Regions from separate parts of the Homo sapiens genome. Here region 2 is linked to region 1. A link is a contact called in ENCODE Hi-C or POLR2A ChIA-PET data. All regions are on one chromosome and are shown on one strand. Each heading gives the region's core, a stretch centred on a gene start or an enhancer-like site at or near the end of the contact. The rest is flanking DNA. Distances are from core to core; before and after follow the strand shown.

The links. Hi-C counts contacts between places; a loop is a spot of excess contacts on that map. ChIA-PET counts read pairs that join two places held with the same protein, here RNA polymerase II (POLR2A). Pooled maps may share reads with other maps.
Region 2: a map with no recorded cell type shows a loop between it and region 1 (20-fold over the local background). The contact joins the promoter of TRUB2 here to the promoter of ENDOG in region 1. A Hi-C loop is called at or near these places in 3 of 37 single-sample maps with no recorded cell type and 11 of 50 pooled maps. POLR2A ChIA-PET finds 5 or more read pairs at or near these places in 1 of 52 experiments (Caco-2).

What each region holds. Positions count from the first base shown.
Region 1 is chr9:128,813,065-128,820,642 of GRCh38, forward strand. It overlaps ENDOG (endonuclease G), which reads left to right and starts at 5,436. Exons shown (of 3, transcript NM_004435.2): 1 at 5,436-6,121. The coding sequence starts at 5,621. KYAT1-SPOUT1 (KYAT1-SPOUT1 readthrough) reads right to left here. Exons shown (of 25, transcript NR_182311.1): 25 at 6,587-7,578. It overlaps SPOUT1 (SPOUT domain containing methyltransferase 1), which reads right to left. Exons shown (of 12, transcript NM_016390.4): 12 at 6,587-7,578. RefSeq lists a silencer at 5,670-5,729 and enhancers at 5,834-6,399, 6,350-6,439.
Region 2 is chr9:128,319,121-128,326,698 of GRCh38, forward strand. TRUB2 (TruB pseudouridine synthase family member 2) reads right to left here and starts at 3,327. Exons shown (of 8, transcript NM_015679.3): 1 at 3,180-3,327; 2 at 2,479-2,610. The coding sequence starts at 3,288. COQ4 (coenzyme Q4) reads left to right here and starts at 3,719. Exons shown (of 7, transcript NM_016035.5): 1 at 3,719-3,808; 2 at 3,896-4,027; 3 at 6,023-6,119; 4 at 6,659-6,761. The coding sequence starts at 3,739. RefSeq lists an enhancer at 3,027-3,566 and a silencer at 3,947-4,006.

The DNA of each region.
Region 1 (7,578 bases), core at 4,186-6,685:
ACATTTGTAGGCCAGGCACGGTGGCACGCCTGTAATCCCAGCACTTCGGGAGGCCTAGGTGGGCAGATCACGAGGTCAGGAGATGGAGACAATCCTGGCCAACATGGTGAAACCCCATCTCTACTAAAAATACAAAAGTTAGCTGGGTGTGGTGATGCCCGCCTCTATTCCCAGCTACTCGGGAGGCTGAGGCAGGAGAATCGCTTGAACCTGGGAGGCGGAGATTTCAGTGACCAGAGATGGCACCACTGTACTTCAGCTTGGTGACAGAGTGAGACTCTGTCTCAAAAAAAAAAATAAAATAAATAAAATAAAAATACAAAAATTAGCTAGGCGTGGTGGCAGGCACCTGTAATCCCAGCTACTCACTTGGAGACTGAGGCAGCAGAATCACTTGAACCTGGGAGGTGGAGGTTGCAGTGAGCTGAGATTGTGCCACTGCACTCTGGCCTGGGTAACAGAGTGAGACTCTGTCTCAAAATAAATAAATAAATAAATAAATAAATAAATAAAAACTCGTAAAGTAAAAGTTACAGTGGCTGGGCGCGGTGGCTCACACCTGTAATCCCAGCACTTTGGGAGCCCAAGGCGTGCAGATCACGAGTTCAGGAGATCGAGACCATCCTGGCTAACACAGTGAAACCCCGTCTCTACTAAAAATACAAAAAATTAGCCAGGTGTGGTGGCGGGCGCCTGTAGTCCCAGCTACTCGGGAGGCTGAGGCAGGAGAATGGCGTGAGCCCAGGAGGCGGAGCTTGCAGTGAGCCAAGATCGCGCCACTGCACTCCAGCCTGGGCAACAGAGCAAGATTCCGCCTAAAAAAAAAAAAAAAAGTAAAAGTTACAGTAAGCTAAGGTTTATTATTGAAGAAAGAAGTATTTCAAATAAATTTAGTGTAGCCTAAATATAGTGTTGATAAAGTCTACAGTAGCGTAGAGTAGACTTTGTTCTGGGCCTTCACATTCACTCCTCAGTGACCCACGCAGAGCAACTTCCTGTCCCAGAAGCTCCATTCATGGTAAGCGCTTTATACAGACAGGTGTATCATTCTTTATTTTTTATTATTATTACTTTTTTTTTTGAGACAAGAGTTTCTCTCTGTCACCCAGGCTTGAGTGCAGTGACACTACCTCGGCTCACTGCAACCTCTGCCTCCCGGGTTCAAGCAATTCTCCTGCCTCAGCCTCCCCAGTAGCTGGGAATACAGGTGTGTGCCACCACACCCGGCTAATTTTTGTATTTTTAGTATACACAGTGTTTCACCGTGTTGGCCAGGCTGGTCTTGAACTCCTGACATTGTGATCCACCTGCCTCGGCCTCCCAAAGTGCTGGGATTACAGGTGTGAGCCACCTAGCCTGGCATACTTTTTTTGGTTTGTTTTTTTTTTTGAGATAGAGTCTCGCTCTGTCGCCCAGGCTGGAGTGCAGTGGCACGATCTCAGCTCACTGCAACCTCAGCCTCCGGGGTACAAGGAATTCTCATGCCTCAGCATCCCAGGGTAGCTTGGATTACATATCTTTATGTGATGCATGATTATATTTGCAAACCATACATCTGATAAGGGGTTAATATCCAAGATATATAAGTACTTAAAACATCTCAGTAGCAGCTGGGCATGGTGGCTCATGCCTGTAATTCAAGCACTTTGGGAGGCGGAGGCGGGTGGATCACCTGAGGTCCGGAGTTCAAGACCAGCCTGGCCAATATGGTGAAACCCAGTCTCTACTAAAACTACAAAAATATTAGCCAGGAGTGGTGGTGGGTGCCTGTAATCCCAGCTACCCAGGAGGCTGAGGCACAAGAATCACTTGAACCCAGAGGCGGAGGTTGCAGTGAGCCGAGATCGTGCCACTGCACTCCAGCCTGGGTGACAGAGCAGGACTCTGTCTAAAAAACAAAAACAGAAACAAACAAAAATCTCAATAGCAAGAAAACAATGTGATTTAAACAACACGCAAAGGACCTGAATAGATATTTCTCAAAAGAAGACATACAGCACTTTGGGAGGCTGAGGCAGGCGAATCGCCAGGTGAAGAGATCAAGACCATCCTGGCCAACATGGTGAAACCCCGTCTCTACTAAAAATACAAAAATTAGATGGGCATAGTGGTGTGTGCTTGAACCCAGGAGGCGGAGGTTGCAGTGAGCCGAGATCGAGCCACTGCACTCCAGCCTGGTGACAGAGCCAGACTCTGTCTCAAAAAAAAATAAAAAAAGACATAAAAATTTCTGGCAACTATCTGAAAAAATGCTGAACAATGCATGGATCATCTGGGAAATGCAAATTAAAACCAAAATGAGATACCACCTCACACCTGTCAGAATGGCTTATAAAAAAAAGACAAGGCCGGGCGTGGTGGCTAACGCCTGTAATCCCAGCACTTTGGGAGGCTGAGGCAGGTGGATCACGAGGTCAGGAGTTCAAGACCAGTCTGGCCAACATAGTGAAACCCCATCTCTACTAAAAATACAACAAAATTAGCCGAGCGTGGTGGTGTGCACCTGTAATCCCAGCTACTCAGGAGGCTGAGGCAAGAGAATTGCGTCAACCTGGGAGGGGGAGGTTGCAGTGAGCCAAGATTGTGCCATTGCACTCCAGCCCAGGCAACAGTGCGAGATTCACCCTCAAAAAAAAAAGGAGATTCTGTCATTTGTGACAACATGGAAGAACCTAGAGGACGTTACGGTAGGTGAAATAAGCCAGGCACAGAAAGACAAACACGACATGGTTTCACTTATATTCGGAATGTAAAACAACTCATAGAGGTGGAGAGTAGAATGATGGTACCAGAGTCTGGGGATTGGTGGGAGTTGGGGCGGTGGGGAATGGGGAAATGTTGGTCAAAGGGTACAGTTTCAGCTAGACAGGAGGATTTTTTTTTTTTTAATTTGAGACGGGGGTCTTACTATGTTGCCCAGGCTGGTCTTGAACTCCTTGGTTCAAGCAATCCTCCCACCTTGGCCTCCAAAAGGGCTATGATTACAGGCCTAAGCCACCATACCCGGCCCAGGAATGTTTTTTTTTTAGAACTATAGCATGGTATGGCCAGGTGCGATGGCTCACACCTGTAATCCCAGCACTTTGGGAGACTGAGGTGGGTGGATCATCTGAGGTCGGGAGTTCGAGACCAGCCTGACCAGCATGGAGAAACCCTGTCTCTACTAAAAATACAAAAAATTAGCTGGGGATGGTGACACATGCCTGTAATCCCAGCTACTCGGGAGGCTGAGGCAGGAGAATCACTTGAACCTGGGAGGCAGAGGTTGTGGTGAGCCGAGATCACGCCATTGCACCCCAGCCTGGGCAACAAGAGCAAAACTCTGTCTCCAAAAAAAAAAAACACAAACTACAGCATGGTCACTATAGTTAATGTATATTTCAAAATTGCTGAAAGTAGCTGGGTATGGTGATACACCATAGCCTGTAGTCCCATTTACTCAGGAGGCTGAGGCCCACAGATCACTTGATCCCAGGAGGTCAAGAACAGCCTGGGCAACAAAGCAAGACCCTGTCCCATATTTTTTTTTGAAGCAGAGTCTCACTCTGTTGCCCAGGCTGGAGTGCAGTGGCATGATCTCGGCTCACTGCAACCTCCGCCCTCCAGGTTCAAGCAATCCTCTTGCCTCAGTCCCCCAGTAGGTGGGATTACAGGCACGGTCCACTATGCCCAGCTAATTTTTGTATTTTTAGTAGAGACAGGGTTTCGCCATGTTGGCCAGGCTGGTCTCAAACTACTGACCTCAGGAGGGCTTAGTGGCTCATGCCTGTAACTTTGGGAGGCCAAGGCAGGAGGATCACTGGAGGCCAGGAGTTCAAGACCAGCCTGGACAACATAGCGAGGCCCCATCTCTATAAAAAATTTAAAAGTTAGCCAGGCATCATGATATGTGTCTGTGGTCCTAGCTACTCGGGAGGGTGAGGCAGGAGGATGGCTTGAGCCCAGGAGGTCAAGGCTGCAGTGAACTGTGATCTTGCCACTGCACTCCGTGTGGGTGACAGCACAAGACCTTATTTTCCTTAAAGGAAAAAAAAATGCTAAGAGTGGCTGGGTTGGGTGGCCCATGTCTATAACCCCAGCACTTTGGGAGGCCAAGGTGGGTGGATCACAAGGTCAGGAGTTAGTTCGAGACCAGCCTGGCCAACATGGTGAAACCCATTCTTTACTAAAAGTACAAAAATTAGCTGGGCGTGGTGGCGCGCGCCTGTAGTCCCAGCTACTCAGGAGGCCGAGGCACGAGAATCGCTTGAACCAAGGAGGCGGAGGTTGCAGTGAGCCTGGGCGACAGAGCGAGACTCCGTCTCAAAAAAAAAAAAAAATTAGCTGGGCCTGGTGGTGCGCGCCTGTAATCCCAGCTACTTCAGAGGCTGAGGCAGGAGAATCACTTGAACCTGGGAGGCAGAGGTTCCACTGCGCGGAGATCACGCCATTGCACTCCAGCCTGGGCAATAGAGTGAGACTCCGTCTCAAAAAATAAAAGTCCTTAACCAGTCCATATTTCTGAATATTTTGCTTATTCCTGCCGGCAGTGTAATACTCTGGTGAATATTTGCGTTCGAGATCCTTGCATTCCCGAGATTTCCCCAGCTCAGCCCTCTGCGTGGGTTGAACGGTATGAACCTTTTTAAGGCTTCGCTTGTACTGTACTGTCAAGCTGTTTTTTGGAATATTCGCCCCAGGTTTCTGTTCCAGCCAGCAGCCAGCATCAGCCGTCTGCATCCTTGTCCTCAAACTGCTGTTAATTAAAATCTTTGCCAATCTGGGCCGGGCGCGGTGGCTCACGCCTGTAATGCCAACACTTTGGGAGGCCGAGGCCGGCGGATCGCCTGAGGTCGGGAGTTTGAGACCAGCCTGACCAACATGGAGAAACCCTGTCTCTACTAAAGATACAAAATTAGCCGGGCGTGGTGGCGCATGCCTGTAATCCCAGCTACTTGGGAGGCTGAAGCAGGAGAATCGCTTGAACCTGTGAGGCGGAGGTTGCAGTGAGCCGAGATCACGCCATTGCACTCGAGTCTGGGCGACCAGAGCGAAACTCCGTCTCAAAAAAAAAAAAAAAAAAAAAGAAACCTTTGCCAATCTGGTAGAATTGCGGGGCTTATTTTATGGTGTCATGGAGGATAGCCTAGGGCCAGATATACCTGGGGCCCTGTGCCTGCTCTGCGAACTAGGAGCTCACTCTCCGAGCGGTGTAGAGGGTGAGACTAAGCAGTGACAGTAAAAGCTTTCGACAGTGCTTGACCCTTCCGCGGAGCGTATTAAGCAGGAGCTCCCTGCGCAGGCGCAGAGGAGAGAGTGTCTCCCACCCCACGACCAGCAGGGGGCCTGCGAGGCGGGTGCGGAGCCAGGCCTGATGGTGGCCAATCGCGAGCTGAGGCGACGATGCCACGCCCCTCATACCGGCGTCTTAAATGCGCAAAGAAAGGACGCCGGGGACACCCGGTTGGGCTCTGCTGCTCCCTTCTGGGTTCCGAGGCCCAAGCCCTTGGCAGTGTTTGTGAGTGGAAGGGAGGTCACGCTATCGTCCGCGGCCCCAGCAGCCCTGTGCCCTCGTTGGATCCCGCGACGCGGCTCCTTTAAGAGCCTCGCGGGTCGCCCGCCGCTAGGTCGCTCCCCGGCCATGCGGGCGCTGCGGGCCGGCCTGACCCTGGCGTCGGGCGCGGGGCTGGGTGCGGTCGTCGAGGGCTGGCGGCGGCGGCGGGAGGACGCGCGGGCGGCGCCGGGACTGCTGGGCCGGCTGCCCGTGCTGCCCGTGGCGGCGGCAGCCGAGTTGCCCCCTGTGCCCGGGGGACCCCGCGGCCCGGGCGAGCTGGCCAAGTACGGGCTGCCGGGGCTGGCGCAGCTCAAGAGCCGCGAGTCGTACGTGCTGTGCTACGACCCGCGCACCCGCGGCGCGCTCTGGGTGGTGGAGCAGCTGCGACCCGAGCGTCTCCGCGGCGACGGCGACCGGCGCGAGTGCGACTTCCGCGAGGACGACTCGGTGCACGCGTACCACCGTGCCACCAACGCCGACTACCGCGGCAGTGGCTTCGACCGCGGTCACCTGGCCGCCGCCGCCAACCACCGCTGGAGCCAGAAGGCCATGGACGACACGTTCTACCTGAGCAACGTCGCGCCCCAGGTAGCGCCCGCGCCCCGGGCCGGTCGCGGAATGCGGGGCCGGCGCCTGGCCTCGCGGGGCCTCGGTTTGTTCTTCTGCAGAACGGGGCAGCTGCCCAACGCGCCCCCGGTCAGGCATCGCAGTGACATCCCGTGGCGGGAGGGAGGAGCACTGGGCTCCAGGCACAGGGTCTGCAGGCCGACCAGGGCTTGAGCTTCAACTGCGAACCCTGGGCACCTCCCTGAGCGTCGCTTTCCTCGTCAAAAAAATGGGGATAATACCGTTATTCACCTTCCTCCTGCGGTAGTGATGAGGCGCTGAGGCTCACAGAGGCAAAGTGACGGGCACAGTGTCACACAGCAGAAGAAGGCTGTCTGTTGTAGAACCGCAGCGCCCAACCTATTGGGCACCAGGGTGCGGTTTCGTGGAAGACAGTTTTTCCACGGCTTGGTGGGTGAGGGCGGGTTTCAGGATAATTCAAGTGCGTTACATTTATGTACATTTTATTTCTATTATTATTACATTGTAACATATAGTGAAATATACAACTCACAGTAATGTAGGATCCGTGGGAGCCCTGAGCTTGTTTTCCTGCAACTAGACAGTCCTATCTGGAGGTGATGGGCAACAACGACAGATCAGGCATTAGGTTTTCAAAAGAAGCGCGCAACCTCCTCACATGCGCAGTTCACCATAGGGTTCCAGCTCCTATGACAATCTCCAGCCGCCACTGATCTGACAGGAGGCGGAGCTCAGGCTGCTGTGGGATCAATGGGGGGGTGGCTGTAAATACAGATGAAGCTTCCCTTGCTCGCCTGCTGCTCACCTCCTGCTGTGTGGCCCGGTTCTGGTACCGGTCTGTAGCCCAGGGGTTGGGGACCCCTAGTCTATAAAACCGTGAGCCTCCAGACATTGTCCTACCCTGCCTGCCTTCAGGCAGTTTCGAGGCAGACACCTGGCCCACGATCAGGTTGTTAGTGCCAGGCACTGTGCACTGGGCCAACCACCCTCTCAGCCTGTTCCCAGCAGGTCCTGGCACCAATGGATGGAGACTGCCATGGGGCTCTGGGTGGAGCCCATGGGGCACCAACCTCTGACCCAGCTTCCTTCTGGGAAGACAGCCCCCTATCCACTTTCCATTGTCCCAGGCCTGGAGAGCTCAGGATGGAGGTCGATTCATGGCATTCCCCGCTAGGCTCTTCCTGTGGCTCAGACTGGGAAAAGGAACGGGTTGGTAGTTGGAAGGGCTGGTCTTCCCAGGAGACCCTGGGTGGGGCTGGGGACAGGCCTCAGTCCTCTCTGAAAGGTGGAGACAGGCTCTTCCTTCATTCGACTCTTGGGAGCTGAGAAAAGACTTTGACACCTGGGCTGTGGGAGGGACAGAGGGTGGTGGCTAGCACTCTATCAGCCCTGGGTTTCAGGGAGTGACTTTCATTCCTTGAGCCTCAGTTTCCCCCCGCTTGTCTCACTGGATATCT
Region 2 (7,578 bases), core at 2,077-4,576, 500 kb before region 1:
TCGAGACTATCCTGCCTAACATGGTGAAACCCCGTCTCTACTAAAAATACAAAAAATTAGCTGGGCGTGGTGGCGGGCGCCTGTAGTCCCAGCTACTCGGGAGGCTGAGGCAGGAGAATGGCGTGAACCCAGGAGGAGAAGCTTGCAGTGAGCCGAGATCGTGCCACTGCACTCCAGCCTGGGCAACAGAGCATGACTCCGTCTCAAAAAAAAAAAAAAAATTAGCCAGGCATAGTGGCCTGTGCCTGTAGTCCCAGCTACTCGGGAGGCTTAGGTGAGAAGACTGCTTGAACTCAGGAGGCAGAGGTTTCAGTGAGCCGAGATCTCACCACTGCCCTCCAGCCTGGGTGACAGAGTGAGACCCTGTCTCTAAATAAATAGAATACTACAGTTGTCCCTTGGTATCCAAGGGGATTGGGTCCAGGATCCCTTGCAGATACCAAAATTTGTAGATGTTCAAGTCCCTGATATAAAATGGCATAGTATTTGCATATAACCTAGGCATGTCGTCCCATATACCTTTTTTTTTTTTTTTTGAGGCAGAGTCTCACTCTTTCACCCAGGCTGGAGTGCAGTGGCACGATCATGGCTCACCACAACCTCTGCCTCCCAGGTTCGTGCGACTCCTCGTAACTCAGCCTCCTGAGTAGCTGGGATTACAGGTACGTGCTATCATGCCCAGCTAATTTTTACTAGAGACGGGGCTTTGCCATGTCTTGAACTCCTGACCTCAAGTGATCCGCCCACCTTGGCCTCCCAAAGTGCAGCGATTACAGGCGTGAGCCACCACACCTGGCCACTTTTTTTTTTTTTGAGACTGAGTCTCGCTGTGTCGCCCAGGCTGGAGTGCAGTGGCACGATCTCCGCTCACTGCAAGCTCCGCCTCCTGGGTTCACGCCATTCTCCTGCCTCAGCCTCTGGAGTAGCTGGGACTACAGGCGCCCACCACCACGCCCGGCTAATTTCTTTGTATTTTTAGTAGAGACAGGGTATCACCGTATTAGCCAGGATGGTCTCGATTTCCTGACCTCGTGATCCGCCCACCTCAGCCTCTTTATTTTTTTTGGAGACAGAGTCTCACTCTGTCACCCAGGCTGGAGTGCACTGGCACAGTCTCGGCTCACTGCAGCCTCTGAACTCCTGGGCTCAAGTGATTCTCCCACCTCAACCTCCCGAGTAGCTGGAACTACAGGCATATGCCACCCCACCTGGCTAATTTTTTTTTTTTTTTGAGACAGTTTCACTCTTATTGTCCAGGCTAGAGTGCAATGGCACAACCTAAGCTCACCGCAACCTCCGACTCCCGGGTTCAAGCAATTCTCCTGCCTCAGCCTCCTGAGAACCTGGGATTATAGGCATGTGCCACCACACCTGTCTAATTTTGTATTTTTAGTAGAGACGGGGTTTCTCCATGTTGGCCAGGCTGGTCTCGAACTCCCGACCTCAGGTGATCTGCTCGCCTCAGCCTCCCAAAGTGCTGGGATTACAGGTGTGAGCCACTGCACCCGGCCTTTTGTATTCTCTTGTAGAAGTAGGGTTTCCCCATGTTGCCCAGGCTGATGTTAAACTCCTAGGCTCAAGTAATCCACCGCCTCAGCTTCCCAAAGTGCTGGGATTACAAGCATGAGCCACCAGGCCTGGCCTTCCCATATATTTTAAATCATCTCTAGATTACCTTTTTTTTTTTGAGACGGAGTCTCGCTCTGTTGCCAGGCTGGCGTGCAGTGGCACAATTTCGGCTCACTGCAACCTCCGCCTCCCGGGTTCAAGTGATTCTCCTGCCTCAGCCTCCTGAGCAACTGGGACTACAGGCGCCTGCCACCACTCCCGGCTAATTTTTGTATTTTTAGTAGAGACGGGGTTTCACCATGTTGGCCAGGATGGTCTCGATCTCTTGACCTCATGATCCACCCTCCTCGGCCTCTCAAAATGCTGGGATTACAGGCGTGAGCCACCACGCCTAGCTAGATTACTTATAATGCCTAATATAATGCCTATGCATCACCTTGAGTGGATTCAACACAGTACTAGGTGCACAGCAAATTCAAGTTTTGCTTTTTGGAACTTTGTGTTTTTCTTCCCAAATACTGCCAATCTGAAGCTGGATCATGGGATGTGGAACTCATGGACTCAGAGGCAACTGTACTTAGTGACACGTGAAAATTACCTGAAGTTCAAATATGAATATTCATAAAGTTCTATTGGAATACAGCTAGGCTCATTCCTTTAGATACTGTCTATAGCTGTTTGGCACTACATTGGCAGAGTTGAGCAGTTCCAACGGAAATCACATGGCCTGAAAACTAAAACATTCAGTATCTGGCCCTTTCCAAGGAAATCTGCCAATTCCTGGTCTAATACCTCACTCCTCTGTGGACCTTCAAGGGCCTGGCACAGGAATCTGAGCACTGGGACACTGACTCGGCTCAGGGATTTCCTGGGAAGTGACACACAGGATCCTGCTTAAATCTGCCTTACCCAGTGGATGGTTGATGAAAGAGGGTACGCTGGTGGCTGTGAGGGTCAGCTCCTTCTCTTCGCTGCCTTCCATGGGGCCCAGCAAGAAGCGAACACGCTGTTTAGGAGCGGGAGGCTTCCTGGCATTGAGACCTGAACACACAGAGATAATATATACACACATACATACAAATATATGTACATATAAAATATTTTTTAAGAGACAGGGCCTCGTTCTGTAGCCCAGGCTGAAGTGCAATGGCGCCATCATAGCTCACTGTAACGTCAAACTCTTGGGCTCAAGCGATCCTCCTGCCTCAGCCTCCAGAGTAGCTGGGATTACAGGCGTGCACCACGATGCTGACCAGGAATATCTTGTTCTGTCCAAACACTTGGGGGATTAGACAACAGGGAAGTATGATGTAGAAGACAAAGCAGAAGCCCATGGTGCAGAGGGCAGTATAGCAGTAGTTAAGAAACAGGCGGATTCAAACAGACTCTACAACGTAGTAACCGTGTGACAAGGAACAATACTGAGTCAGTTTCCCCCTCGGAAAACAGAGGAAAGTGAGGAGTAAGAAAGCACAGAGAACAGGCGTTTGGGAAAGCGCTCTGCCCAGGTGAATAGGTCACGTGATTTTGTTTTGGGGTAAGGACCAGAAGCGGAGATGGACTTCCAAGAGAACGAGAGCGGGAACGTGGGTCTGGTTCGAGGCACTCACCCTTCAGAAGTTGTAGCTCCACTGTATCCCGCAGGTGCTTCCATTTTAGCCCCGGGGGCTTATAGACCGCGAAAAGCCCATGCAGCCGCGACAAGCCAGCAGACCCCATACTTGAAGATCACAGCACCCGCTGGACCTGGACGGAAGTACCGCCAGGCCCCGCCCCCAAATGTGGTCCTTTCCACGGGCGCCGCCATGTTCCACAGCCGGAAGAGGTTCGCATTTTATAGTCTTCGGGGAAAACCGGCTGTGGAGAAGGAAATAGGGCCCGGCGCTGAGTGAGCGTGGTTGCGTGTCCTTTGCAGACACTTTCTGGGGCGAGGTGACATGGCGAGAGTCTTGGATCGGTGGACGTAGACGGTAGACAGTTCGCGTGCGTTTCCTTCGCCTACTTGGCCTACATGCCTTCTGCCCGTGAAGCGATGTTTCCCCTCGAAAGGCCGTAGGCTACGCCGTCAGAATCGGTTTTTCAGTGAGTTTTGACCCCTCCGACGCTCCGTCGCCTGACAGAATCGCGGCGTTCTTCGTACCCGCCCATCCTCCGCGGACGCCCGCTGCCATGGCGACTCTGCTGCGCCCTGTCCTCCGTCGGCTCTGCGGGCTCCCGGGCCTACAGCGGCCTGCGGCAGGCAAGTGGCGCCGGGTTCTGGGCGCAGGCGGGAAGGAGCCTGAGGGCGCCCGGCTCCTCTGACCTCGGCCTTTTTCTTGCCCCGCAGAAATGCCCCTCCGGGCTAGGAGCGACGGCGCCGGCCCGCTATACTCGCACCACCTCCCCACCTCCCCGCTGCAGAAAGGGCTGTTGGCCGCCGGCTCCGCGGCGATGGCGCTCTATAACCCCTACCGCCACGGTAAGGCCGCCCGCGCCTCGCCCCCGTGGGGGCGGCTTGGAGCCGTTTCCTGTGGGTAACTGGAACATAGCCTAGGTCGGGGTACCCAAACCTGGTTGCAGCTCGTAACCACTCGGAACGTTTATGAAAATGCAGATTCCTGGATCCCACCTAAACGCACTGAATCTGAATCTGAATCTGCAGTGGAGGGAGAAATGGGCGTGAAACCGAAAGTCTGTCTTTAAACTACTTGGGAGAATCTGTCATGCAGCCATATTGAGAACATCTAGACTAAATAGATGATTCATAAGTACCGATCAGTTTATAATATCCTACTAGAAAGTCAACTCCGAGGTCGAGGACCATGTCTGCCTCGTTCCACTGCATCTGCAGCCTTCTGGATAGTGCCTGGCACATAGTAAATGCTCAATAAATGTTTGCTGGATGTGTGACTAGAACATTCTAGGGTTCTACAGTGTTTTTCTTATGCCTCCTAGATTTTTGAGTTCTGGGAAGTACTGTTATTCCTACTAACAAAAACAGGCTAGGCGCTATTATAGTGGCTCACGCCTATAATCCCTATCGGGGGGCCGAAGCGGGCAGATGGCTTGAGCTGAGGAGTTTGAAACCAGCCTGGGCAACACGGTGAATCCCCATCTCTACAAAAAAAAATACAAGAATTAATTGGGGCTGGTTGCATGCGGCTGTATTCCCAGGCTGAGGTGGAAGGACCATTTGAGCCGGGGAGTTCGAGACTGCAGTAAGTTGTGATTGCGCCATTGCACTCCAGCCTGGGCGACAGAGCGAGACCCTGTCTTAAACAAAAAATACACTATATCTCCATGTCCCCAGTGGTTTTTTGTTTGTTTTGTTTTGAGACACAGTATTGCTCTGTGGCCCACGCTGGAGTGCAGTGGCGCAATCTCAGCTCTATGCAACTTCCACCTCCCAGGTTCAAGCGATTCTCGTGCCTCAGCCTCCTGAGTAGCTGGGATTACAGGCCTGTGCGGCCTGGCTAATTGTTGTATTTTTAGTAGAGACGGGATTTTGCTATGTTGCCCAGGCTGGTCTCAAACTCCTGACTTCAGGTGATCCTCCCACCTCGGCCTCCCAAAGTGTTGGGATTACAGGCATGAGCCACCACGCCCGGCCAAGACCAGCGAATTTTTTAATTTTTTTGTAGAGACGGCGTCTTGCCACGTTGCCCAGGCTGCTCTGGAACTCTTGGCCTCAAGTGATCCTCCTGCCTCAGCCCCCCAGTGTTGAGATTACAGGTGTCAGCCGCTACACTTGGCCACTAAGTGTTATATATATATGATTTTCATGGTTTCTCACATTAACCAGCTAAGAAAGGTGTTGTCTGCACTTCACAAATTAAGACACTGAGGCTGAAAAATGTGAAGCAGGCCAGGCATGGTGGCTCACACCTGTAATCCCAGCAATTTGGGAATCCAAGGTGGGAGGATCACTTGGGGCCAAAGTTCAAGACCAGCCTGGGCAACATAGCAAGACCTCATCTCTACAGAAAATTTAAAAAACTAGCTGCATGCCTGTAGTCCTAGCAGTGAGCTATGATCACACCACTTCACTCCAGCCTGGGCAACAGAGCAAGACCCTGTCTCAAAAAAACAAAACAAAACAGAAATGTGAAGCAATTTGTACTAGGTCACCTAGATAGTGAACACACCTGGACTGTAGCCCAGCATCTCTGATGCCTAAGCCTCTACCAATCAATGGAGACATGATATTGTATTGTGAAAAGTGATTTATAAAATCTTTACAACGTTGTGCTAACTAGAGCTGTCCCGCCCCAGTAGATTAAGAATAAGAACTATAGATATGTATACTGATCCCTTGTTGTGTGCTGGGTAATTTGCTAAGTGTTTAGCCTGAATCCTTATAACAAAGAGCTAGACATCATCCCTAATTTATCCTGTAGGAAACAAAGGCTCAGACCAGGTCAGCTAACTTACCTAAGATGACATCCCCCATTTGTGCCCGTTTCTGTCCTTTCAGACATGGTCGCAGTTCTAGGGGAGACCACAGGACACCGCACCCTGAAGGTCCTCAGGGACCAGATGAGGAGGGATCCAGAGGGTGCCCAGATCCTGCAGTAGGTCCCAGCTCTGCCTGGGGGTCTGGGGGCATTCTCTAGGTATTCTGACCTCTCTAGAATCACATTGTGTTTGTTCTGTTCCGCTAGGGAGCTTTTGATACCCTGGCTACATATGGTTGCACAGGCTGGGCACTGCCCAATTCCAGGGGTGTCATTCACATACATGTGTATACACTGATGACTTCCGAGTTGTGCAGTGTGATAGCCTTGGCCCAGTTTCAACCACAGGGCTCTGTGCCTTCATTAAGTTCCCATAACATGTGCTGGCTTTACCCCTCCCTTGCAGTACCTTTTGCAAGTACTCTGGTCACATTCGAGGACTGTCTTCCTGCCGAGATTGTACCCCTGCCCATGTCCTTGGTTTGGGGTAGTATCCTAAGTCCCTGACACTAGCCTGGCCAGTTGTAGGTGCTCCATTAAGGCTTGTGGTGGCCACATTGCTCCTCTGTACATTCTCCCGCCCCTCAGCTCGCTGTAGTTGGATCGTTCACCTACCTTTGCCCACACCCTCCCAATGCCCAAGTCTTGCCTTTCAGGGAGCGTCCCCGGATTTCGACATCCACCCTCGACCTGGGCAAGCTCCAGAGCCTGCCGGAAGGCTCCCTCGGTCGCGAGTATCTCCGTTTCCTGGATGTGAACGTGAGTTTTCAGCTCCTGTGTATCTGGCAGTCACCAGACAGGACAGAGGAATAGCACAGGCATGACACCCTGAGGAAAGAGGAGCCCTGAGCTGCCACCATTGGCAGGAGTGCTCTTCAGGCTCATGCCAAGGCTTTGTCATTTTCTATGGGATAGGCAAATGGGTGGGAACATGCCTGCAATTGATAATACTGGCCAGTGTTCATTAACCTCGCACTGCATGCCTGATGCCAGCCTCATCCGTGATCTTGCTGAATCCCCCCACAACTCTGTCAAGTATGTTCTATTATTATCCTCTTTTAGCAGATAAGGAAACAGAGGCTCAGAGCAGTGAAGCAAACTTGCTAATTCCACATAACTGGTATTAATGGAGATAGTAATCAATCCCAGATCATGCTCTTCACTGCTGTACTGTATCCCTTTATTCCAGGGACATTGCTTTCCCTACGGTATGGCAGGTGTGGCACTCTCCAGCCCCTCCAGCCCCAGGCAGGGAGGACAAGGAGAGGGGGAAAGGGGGTGTCCCGACTATTGGCAAACTCATTCACTAACTGAGGCTCTGCTATGTGCCATCCCTTTTTTTTTTTGAGTCGCTCTGTCGCCCAGGCTAGAGTGCAGTGGTGCGATCTCTGCTCACTGCAAGCTCCGCCTCCCAGGTACACGCCATTCTCCTGCCTCAGCCTCCCGAGTAGCTGGGACTACAGGCGCCCGCCACGACGCCCGGCTAATTTTTTGTATTTTTTAGTAGAGACGGGGTTTCACCGTGCTAGCCAGGATGGTCTCGATCTCCTGACCACGTGATCCGCCCGCATCAGCC